Regions from separate parts of the Homo sapiens genome. Here region 2 is linked to region 1. A link is an interaction called in ENCODE POLR2A ChIA-PET data of the cell type or tissue named here. Cell type or tissue: OCI-LY7. All regions are shown on one strand.

The links. Peaks named below come from ENCODE experiments on the same cell type or tissue, not always from the same donor. Only the 100,000 strongest peaks of a DNase experiment are listed, where the experiment ranks them.
Region 2: POLR2A ChIA-PET joins it to region 1 with 6 read pairs; 2 of 35 experiments call an interaction of 5 or more read pairs at or near these places.

Annotation. Positions count from the first base shown.
Region 1 is chr2:8,275,391-8,280,390 of GRCh38, reverse strand. The region is part of intron 7 of LINC00299 (long intergenic non-protein coding RNA 299); the gene reads left to right. Among named protein-coding and RNA genes, the nearest start is that of LINC00299, 51 kb to the left of the region's middle. RefSeq lists a silencer at 2,375-2,424 and an enhancer at 2,159-2,660. In OCI-LY7, no CTCF peak of the experiment used is centred here; DNase peaks (open chromatin) are centred at 1,960 and 2,360; H3K4me3 peaks cover 1,066 bases; H3K27ac peaks cover 761 bases.
Region 2 is chr2:8,382,880-8,387,879 of GRCh38, reverse strand. No RefSeq gene overlaps it. Among named protein-coding and RNA genes, the nearest start is that of LINC00299, 57 kb to the right of the region's middle. In OCI-LY7, no CTCF peak of the experiment used is centred here; no DNase peak of the experiment used is centred here.

The DNA.
Region 1 (5,000 bases):
TTTGTTCTTGTCACCCAGGCTGGAGTGCAATGGTGCGATCTCAGCTCACTGCAACCTCCGCCTCCCAGGTTCAAGCAATTCTCCCAAGTAGCTGGGATTACAGGCGCCTGCCACTACATCTGGCTAGTTTTTGTATTTTTTAGTAGAGACGGGGTTTCACCATGTTGGCCAGGCTGGTCCTGAACTCCTGAGCTCAGGTGATCCACCTGCCTCGGCCTCCCAAAGTGCTGGGATTACAGGTGTGAGCCACAGTGCCTAGCCTTTTTTATCTTTTTTAACAGAAATGGGAATCAATGAATTTATGTTGGCATGTTTGGTAATTTTTTTGCACCTCTCTTCTTTATTTGCAAAATGGAGAGACTATAGTTGTCCTCAGTCTTGGCTGCACATTGAAATCCCAAGGGGACCATTTACAGCTTCTAATGCCTAAGCACCAGAGTCCAAATACATGAGGATCTCGGGTGGAACCTGGGGGCGTTATATTTTACAGCGCCTCCAGGTGATTCTCAGGCATGCAAGGCTGAGCCGGTGGTCTCTTCGGCGACGCTGTGGGGTTAGGTGATGTAGCATCTGTAAAGCACTTCACAGACTATCAGACATGCAATTAGAATGCAGCAAATGGCCCACGCCTTGCTTTGGGAAGAGGGTCCGCAGAGTAGGAGAGGAAGAGTAGGAAGAAAAGCGCCCCAGGTGGGTGGCAGGCTGAGCAATGCCCCACGCAGGAGTTCCAGGTGGATCTTATGGATCTGTGTGACTGCAGCACAATTTGGCAGGTGGGGGTGGGGGAAGAAATGTGGGAAAGGTGGGCAGAACCAGTCATGGAGGCTTTGAACTTGGGCTTCATCTTGTAGGGTGATCAGGAGCCATGGGACAGGATGCACATACTTGAAGGAAAGCATTTTCTAGGGGAAGCCAGGGTGGGGAAACCTCCTTACATCCGTGCAGGAGTCCCATGTCTCATGGGCTGATGTGGGTCACGTGGGGTTTGTGGAACATAAAATCCCCAGGGTCGGAATCTTGTCTTGCTCTATGTTGTATCCTTAGCACTAGAACCACGCCTGGTACATAGTAGGCACTTGGTAGAGGGTATCGATTGGGAGAATACACGAAGGACAAAAAATCCAAACGAAGGAGAAGCTTGGCAGAGGCAGCAGGGGACTGCAGGACCAGCCCTGTCAAAGCAGAATCCCACTGAACTGCTGGTGCCCCTGGACAAGCCATATCCCTTCTTGGCCTCTGTTTCTGTCGCTTAAATGGAGGGCAGGGTCCTTCTAGCTCTAATGTCCACCAATAATTAAATGCTTCTGATCCTGAACGAGTTCATGACCTTCTTACTGATGCGCCAAGTCCTAGGTGGAAACTCCATCAGAAGCCTTTGTGTTTCCCTGAGTTCTGGAAGCCTGGCCCCAGGAGGCAGAGTTGGGGCAACTCATCCTGGCTGCTGGGAAACCCAGGCTTGGATGGAAGGCAGCTTGCTGCTGAGGCTGGTGACCTTATTAGCAGTGGTTGGACCAGATCCTCTAAAGTCATTTTCACGGTTGTAGGTCCAAGTGCTGTGATGGTGGGAGGGAGGTCTTCCCAGGCAAGGAAGGGGCACTGGCCGGGGTGGGGAAGTCGGGCTCCTAGTCCCAGCTGCTGTGCCTCCCCTCTGGGCAAGCCATCTTACCTGTTTGCATGTTAGTTTCTTTAGTTGTAAAACAAGGAATTTATATTAAGTTAACTCTAACAGACCATTTTCGGTTTTCAACTCCTATGATTTTGTAGCATGCTCTCGGGTTTCTTTTATCTTTATCTCCGTGTATCTTTGTTTCTAAAAGATCCAGGCCTCGATGACACCTTTTCCTCCCTAGTACTTTCAGCCCACGAGAGAATCTAAAAGCTGACTCTGCACCTCCGGGTGCTGCCGAGCCTTTTGCACAGAAAGAAGAGAAAGCTGGATAGTTTTTTTTTTTCTTTTGCTTCTTCGTTAACAGATATTTTTAGCTTTTCTAAAAGCTTCTCATTCTGAGCCTTAAAAAGAAATAAGAACCTGTTCCAAAAATGCAAATTCTCTGGCAAGAAGCAAGAGGGGTGTTTTCAATCTTCCCTGAACGATTGTTTTCTCTCCCACAGACCCTCGTGGTGCAGCAGAGGGCAGCTGGGGTGCGGGAGGAGGTGGGAGGGTGAGGCTGTGGCCAGCAGGAGCCAGGCCTCAGGGTGCCAGCCTGGACCAGGAGCATGTGCTGGGGGCTTGCTTTCCGCAATCAGGCACTTTTTCAAGTTGGTCCTGAACGGTTCTGGACTGGATGGCAGGCTGCTGTGTGTGATTGAGAATGTTGCCTGTCTGAGCCCTGAGATGAGCTGAGGGTTCCTCCTCCCCAGCCAGCACCAGCCTCACACAGCCCTTGTAAATCTGAAAGTGCTGTTGGTAGCAACCAGGGATGGGCAGAGGCAGCCCTGTCCTGAGGGTGACATGAAAGTGAGAGCAAGCTGAAGCTCCAGTTGGCTTAGTCTTCAAAAGTGTCACTTTCAGATTATATCCCTCAGCTTTAAAATATCCTTCTTTGAAGTCCATCCTGCTCTGCCCACTATTTGTCCCCGGTGGTCACTTCCTCCTCTGTGCTCCCGTGGCCTGGGATTCACACCAGGAAAGAACGCCACGAAGAAGGAATGGTGAGTGGTATGTGTGTCTGCTTCCCATGGGGATGGGAAATGGAGAGAGAACTGCCCAGTGGGATTGTTACTTCGCCCGGCACCTTGCAGGAATCTTGCAATCACTTCTCATTTACATTTTTTATTCCCTAGCATCTAGCTCATAGTAGATGCTCACTAATGCACTAATGCTGGATTGCCATACCTAAGATTTTTCCTGTGTATCTTTCAAAACTAATCCAAAGGTTGCTTATATTCTGAAATAATAATCAGTCCTTGAATCTCTTTGAATAACAACACAATTTAGTTCCCATTAGGTTAAATTCAGGGAATATTGTGAATGCAGCCTTTGAAAGGAGACCTTTAATATACTTAGGCTTGCAATTATTTTTCAGAAAGTGATTATATTGGCATCTTGATATAAAAATGATGGATGCCACCCTCTGTCCCTTACACACTCAGTTCCGGTTCTCAAAAGTTAGCGATGGAGATGGGAGACAGTCTGGGTGTGTGCTGGGGAGGCAGGGTGGGCAGTGAGGCAACGTGGCCACTTTCAGATCCTTCAATCTCTTCTTTTTATACGTATAGCTTAGCTTCCTCGTAACTGAAAGCAGAGAATGATTCTGGTTCTTAAACTGAGGCTTAGGAGACCGCTTTATCTATGCACAGTTGTTTCTAAATATTAGGAATAAAGCCAGTTGGGATGAATACTTCTTACACTCACTACAGGAAAATGCTGAGGCATAGACATAGGATCTGAATTCACAACCATCTTTAGGACTGAGGAGAAATAACAGAAGTTCTTATGTTACTAACAGCAATGCCCGTGTTTCCTGATTCTATATCTTGTTTTGGTAGGGTGGTCAGAACATTAACATGGATATCCTTATTTGCAACCTGATTGCTTCCCAGAAACTATGTTAGTTGCTTTAAATACATCTTCGTAACAATATTCCAGAATAGACATTATTATTGCCACTTTCTGGATGAAGAACCTGAGACTCAGAGAAACTGAGGAACTTCCTGGGCCTTGTCCTCAGGTCCTCCTGAACACAGGGCTCAGGTGCCTTGCTCAGTTTCTTTGATGATCCTAACGGACTCCAGTGTCGCAGATGGGAAAGCTGGCAGGGAGGGAGAGGTGATGTTTGCCCAGGAATGGGGAGTGGAAGATAGAGGACTAGATGCATAGACCTCAGTGTATTGTGCTTAGAACAAATCCTATTGTCCATTAAACTTTATCATAATCATGCATGGTAGATGATAGTATCTTCCATTTACAGGTAAGAGCTTTGGCACACACCCCCAGACATTTATATGAAACCCCAGAAAGTCATGCCCAGGAATAAAAAGTAAACCGGTTGTATTAGTCTACTCTCATGCTGCTAATAAAGACATACCCAAAATGGGGTAATTTATAAAAGAAAGGGGCTGGAGAGGCCTCACAATCATGGCGGAAGTTGAATGAGGAGCAAAGTCACGTCTTACATGGTGGCAGTCAAGAGAGTGTGTGCAGGGGAACTCCCATTAATAAAACCATCAGATCTCATGAGACTTATTCACTATCAAGAGAACAGCATGGGAAAAACCCACTCCTCATGACTCAATTACCTCCCACTGGGTCCCTCCCACTGCATCTGGGAATTATGGGAGCTACAATTCAAGATGAGATTTGAGTGGGGACACAGCCAAACCATGTCACCCAGGGACTAACGACAAAACCAAAGCAGACTTCCCTAAGAAAGCTGAAATCCAAGAATTGACAGGATCAAAATGACCCACTGGTATTTATCTGCCTTCCAGGAAAACACCCTACCTCATTACAAAGAAGGCATAATTCAGAGCCTCTGCATTGTATCATCCACAATGTACATTACACAATAATAAATTACTAGATGTAAGAAGAAGTAGGAAAAAGTGACCAAAAGTCAAAGTTTAAAAAACAGTCCATGAAAGCAAATGGATGCAGTTAGAAGACAGACTTCAAAATAACTGTGATCCATTTGTTAAAGGAAAGAGATGAAAAGACAGACAACATGGAAGAGGAGAGGGAGTATTTCAACAAAGAATTGGAATTATATAAAAAAGAATCAAATGGGAATTTTACAACTGCCAAAGGCAATATCTGACTTTAAGAACAATGTCTAACATATTGCAAAGGAAAGATCTAGCATTCATTGGATGGCTTTAATAGTAAAGTGGACACAGCAGAGACAGGAAAAGTGAGCTTGAATTCCTCAAAGCAAGTCATTACATTTCCAGATTGAAGCACACAGAAAAAAAAAAATAAGAATGGGACAATAGCAGAAGAGATTATAAGGGAGTTGTTGGACCCAGTCACAGGATTAGCATTTATAACTTTGGGATCCCAG
Region 2 (5,000 bases), 110 kb before region 1:
TTTTTTTCCTAATAGGCTTTTGGCTTCTTCTACAAATTTTTCAACTCCCATCTTCTGTGGCCAGTTCTTCATACCCAGGGGAGGAGATATTTGCTTTTGTTCTAATATAAAATGTTCATTAGATCACCAACCCCTATCCATCACTGCAGCCACACTTACACAACACTTCTTTGTCAGAATGGATGTATGAAGTTGCTTCAAAACCCATCTTCTTCGTTCAATGAAGAGTTAAGTGGTTGGTGAGGAGCAAATAGTTTTTGGCATTCAGCTACGAAAGACTCACAACCACTTTAAAAACTTTTTATTTTTAATTTTTTTGAGATGGAGTCTCACTCACTCTGTTGCCCAGGCTGCAGTGCAGTGGTGCAATCTCGGCTCACTGCAATCTCCACCTCCTGGCTTCAAGTGATTCTCCTGCCTCAGCCTCCCTGAGTAGCTGGGATTACAGGTGTGTGCCACCACTCCCAGCTAAATTTTTGTGTTTTTATTAGAGATGGATTTCACCATTTTGGCCAGGCTGGTCTTGAACTCTTGATCTCAAGTGAACCACCCGCCTTGGCCTCCCAAAGTGCTGGGATTACAGGTGTGAGCCACTGCACCTGGCCACAACCATTTAGAAAATGGTTTGAATATAGCATTCATGATCTGTGGGCTATGGAAACCTTAATCTCACTACAAACTATTCAATATAAGAAAGTCTCACTAGTTGTCTGGGTGGGGTGGTTTATGCCTGTAATACCAGCACTTTGGGAGGCCGAAGCAGGTGGATCGTCTGAGGTCAGGAGTTCGAGACGAGCTTGGCTAACATGGTGAAACCCCCGTTTCTACTAAAAATACAAAAAATTAGCCAGGCGAGGTGCTGCACGCCTGTAATCCCAGCTACTTAGGAAGCTGAAGCAGGAGAATCACTTGAACCCGGGAGGTGGAGCCAAGATTGCATCATTGCACTCCAGCTTGGGCAATGAGCGAAACTCCATCTCAAAAAAAAAAAAAAAAAAAAGAAAATCTCACAGGTAATTTACTGGTACATTGACCTATAGTTCTAAAATTCGAAAAGTGGTTTCTAAAATGTAAGCAATTTATTTCAGAAAAATAAATTCTTCAAAATTTGGGGGAACATTTTTTAAATGATTTTAACATTTCTATTGTTAAAAAGTAATCTATGTTAAACATAATTTTTAAAAAGTGTTAAAATCACGGCTTATACAAACACGAATGAATGGCTATCAGAGCTTTACTTTAACTCATTTATTAATAAAAGAACCAATAAGATATTACTACCAGTTCAAAAGAGAATTTAAAATATGCATACGTAGGCAATCAGGGACACTGAAGTAAATTTACAAATAGATATAAAACTGGTCAATATCCCAGGAGAAGTAACCAAGTGCATCACCACCAAACACAATTTGCATTTCTATGGACACAAATCACCTGCATTACTATCAGTTTTCTACAGTTTACAGTTGTAAAATAGCTCAAAGACAAGGAAAGTTTGTGAGAACTTGGAAGGGTGAACTAGGCAAGACAGACTACAATCTTTTTTTTTCTGGTCCATTTCAAAGTCTTACACAATTTTTATAGACACTTGCCTGATTATAAGTTCAAAGAAGGGATAATGGAGAGCTAGTAGAACATCTTAACAATGATCCCTTCCTTACACCTTATACAAAAATTAATTCAAGATAGATTAAAGATTTAAACATAAGACCTAAAGCCATAAAAACCCTAGAAGAAAACCTAGGCAATACCATTCAGGACATAGGCATGGGCGAAGACTTCATGACTTAAACACCAAAAGCAATGGCAACAAAAGTCAAAATAGATAAATGGGATCTAATTAAACTAAATTGCTTCTGCACAGCAAAAGAAACTATCATCAGAGTGAACAGGCAAAATACAGAATGGGAGAAAATTTTTGCAATCTATCATTTTGACAAAGGGCTAATATCCAGAATCTACAAGAACTTAAACAAATTTACAAGAAAAAAACAAACAACCCCATCAAAAAGTGGGAGAAGGATATGAATAGACACTTCTCTAAAGAATACATTTATGCAGCCAGCAAACATGAAAAAAAAAGCTCATCATCACTGGTCATTAGAGAAATGCAAATCAAAACCACAATGAGATACCATCTCATGCCAGTTAGAATGGCAATCATTAAAATGTCAGGAAGCAACAGATACTGGAGAGGATGTGGAAAAATAGGAACGCTTTTACACTGTTGGTGTGAGTGTAAACTAGTTCAACCATTGTGGAAGTCAGTGTGGCGATTCTTCAAGGATCTGGAACCAGAAATACCATTTGACCCAGCAATCCCATTACTGGTTATATACCCAAAGGATTATAAATCATTCTACTGTAAAGACACATGCACATGTATGTTTATTGTGGCACTGTTCACAATAGCAAAGACTTGGAACCAATCCAAATGCCCCTCAGTGATAAACTGGATAAAGAAAACGTGGCACATATACACCATGGAATACGATGCAGCCATAAAAAAGGATGAGTTCATGTCCTTTGCAGGGACATGGATGGAGCTGAAAACTGTCATTCTTAGCAAACTAACAGAAGAACAGAAAACCAAACACCGCATGTTCTCACTCATAAGTGGGAGTTGGACAATGAGAACACATGGACACAGGGAGGGGAACATCACACACCAGGGTCTGTCGGGGGGTGGGAGGCTAGGGGAGGAATAGCATTAGGAGAAATACCTAATGTAAATGACGGGTTGATGGGTGCAGCAAACCACCATGGCATGCGTATACCTATGTAACAAACCTGCATGTTCTGCACATGTACTCCAGAACTTAAAGTATAATAATAATAATATAATAATAATAATAAAATGATTATAATTGAGTTTAGTGCCCAAAATTTAAATTAATGGGTAAGTAATCAAAACAGGAATTTCCGATATGCTAATTTCAGATTATTCTTAGCCCTCTCTTGCTACGTTCTCTGTGGTTTTCTTTGTGGTGTAGTAGAAAGGGCACTAGACTTGCTGGTGGAGGTTGTATTCTCAGAGGTATGATTTACCTGTTGATGCGGCTTTTGTTGAATTAACTCAATCTCTCTGAGCCTCAGTGCTCTCCCTGGAAAATGTGGATAATTATTTACTCTACAAGACTCACCATATCACTGCTTAGCAGATTCAGTGAAAGGATGCATGGTGATGAACCATAAAGGTATCCCTCCTTCAGACCCTGCCAAGGAGGTCACATTCACACATCACTGTCTGTTCTGCAGCTCCACTTCAATGTCCTAGGGTCATCTCAAAACTAACCAGGCCAAAGCTCTGCTGTTGATTCCCACTTTCATCCCTCAAAACTTATTTTGCTTCATGGCATCACCATCCACCCAGTTTCTTATTCCAAAAACCCAGGGTTCATTGAGGATTAACCACTTCCTTTACCCTCACATCTAATCTAACACCCCACCTTACTGGCTTTACTTTCAAAGTATCTTTCTAGTCTCACCATTCTCACAATTTCCAATGTTACCACCCGGGACCAAGCCAATACCAGCTATTCCCTGGACTTTTCCGTTATTGTCTCTTAATCTTGAGTTGGCCTTTCTACAACCAGTCTTTCCCACCTAAATTCCTTTCCCCCAAAGCAGCCAGAATGACCTTTTAACAAATGTATATCAGAGCATATTACCCCTCTATTAAAAATCTCCCAATAGATTTATATTGCATTCGTAATAAAGATGAGCTGAGAGCGGAGGCTCACGCCTGTTATCCCAGCACTTTGGAGACTGAGGAGGGAGGATCATGAGGTCAGGAGTTCGAGACCAGCCTGTCCAGCATGGTGAAACCCTGTCTCTACTAAAAATACAAAAAATTAGCTGGGCATGGTGGTGCATGCCTGTAGTCCCAGCTACCCGGGAGGCTGAGGCAGGAGAATCACTTGAACCCAGGAGGCGGAGGTTGCAGTGAGCCGAGATCATACCACTGCACTCTAGCTTGGGTGATAGAGCGACACTCTGTCTCAAAAAAAAAAAAAAAAAAAAAAAGGTGAAATTCCCCCACGCCTCATATCTTAAAAGGACTACCTCATGTCCTAAAAGGATGACATGTCCTCATGTCCTAAAACAACTACCTACCGTGCTATCTAACTCTCTGCCTTTGTGTCTTTGTTTCCCTTTGGCTGCCTGTCTCCAGCCACACTGACCTTAATATTCTGTACTGGGCCATGCCCCTTCCTGCTGCAGGGACTTTGAATTTGCTGTGTCTTCTGCTGAGAACATTCCCTCTGAAGATTCAGAACCCTTTATACTACTCCAACACCAAATATTTAATCTGTCAATCTAATCTTGGATATTTGAAATCTTCTCCATACATATCATGAGATATTCTTCACCAGAATAAGCTTTTGTTTCACTACCAAGAGGTGAGTGCATTTTGAAATCCACTGGAACCTCACAGGTATTGAATCTCTTCTGTGCACATTTGGATGTGGAAAATGGAAACTTGTAAGTCTACAGAAACTAAACCAGAGCAGGTTTTATAGTTGGGCCTAAAATACAGTTCCTAGGGTTCAGTTTAAAAATATTTTCTATTTTTTCCTGGATTTTATTGCAAATGTTTTGTCGTTGTTTTGATTCTGTTTTTGTCTACACCTGGGTTTAATTCCTCCACTATTAGGTACTCACTGTGCTGTGATGGTTTGAATGCAGGTTTGGCCTCCTCTCCAGCCTGTGACTACTGGGAAGACAGGGCACCTGTCCTATTCACCTTTGTATCTCTGGTGTCTCACTCAGGATCCGGCACAGGTACATGTTGTAGTACATGTTCAGTGAATAAATGATAGTGCATCTCAATGATCTATGGTTTAGAGGCCAACGTGGACATTTTGTATTTCAGTACTTAATCAAGTTCAGTCTGTGACCTGGGAAGACACACAGTAGTAGTAATATTTTCCCTGTGTTTTTGGTTATGATGTGTTAATGTTGCTATTTATGTTTGGAAAATGTCCAAGGTTGCCACT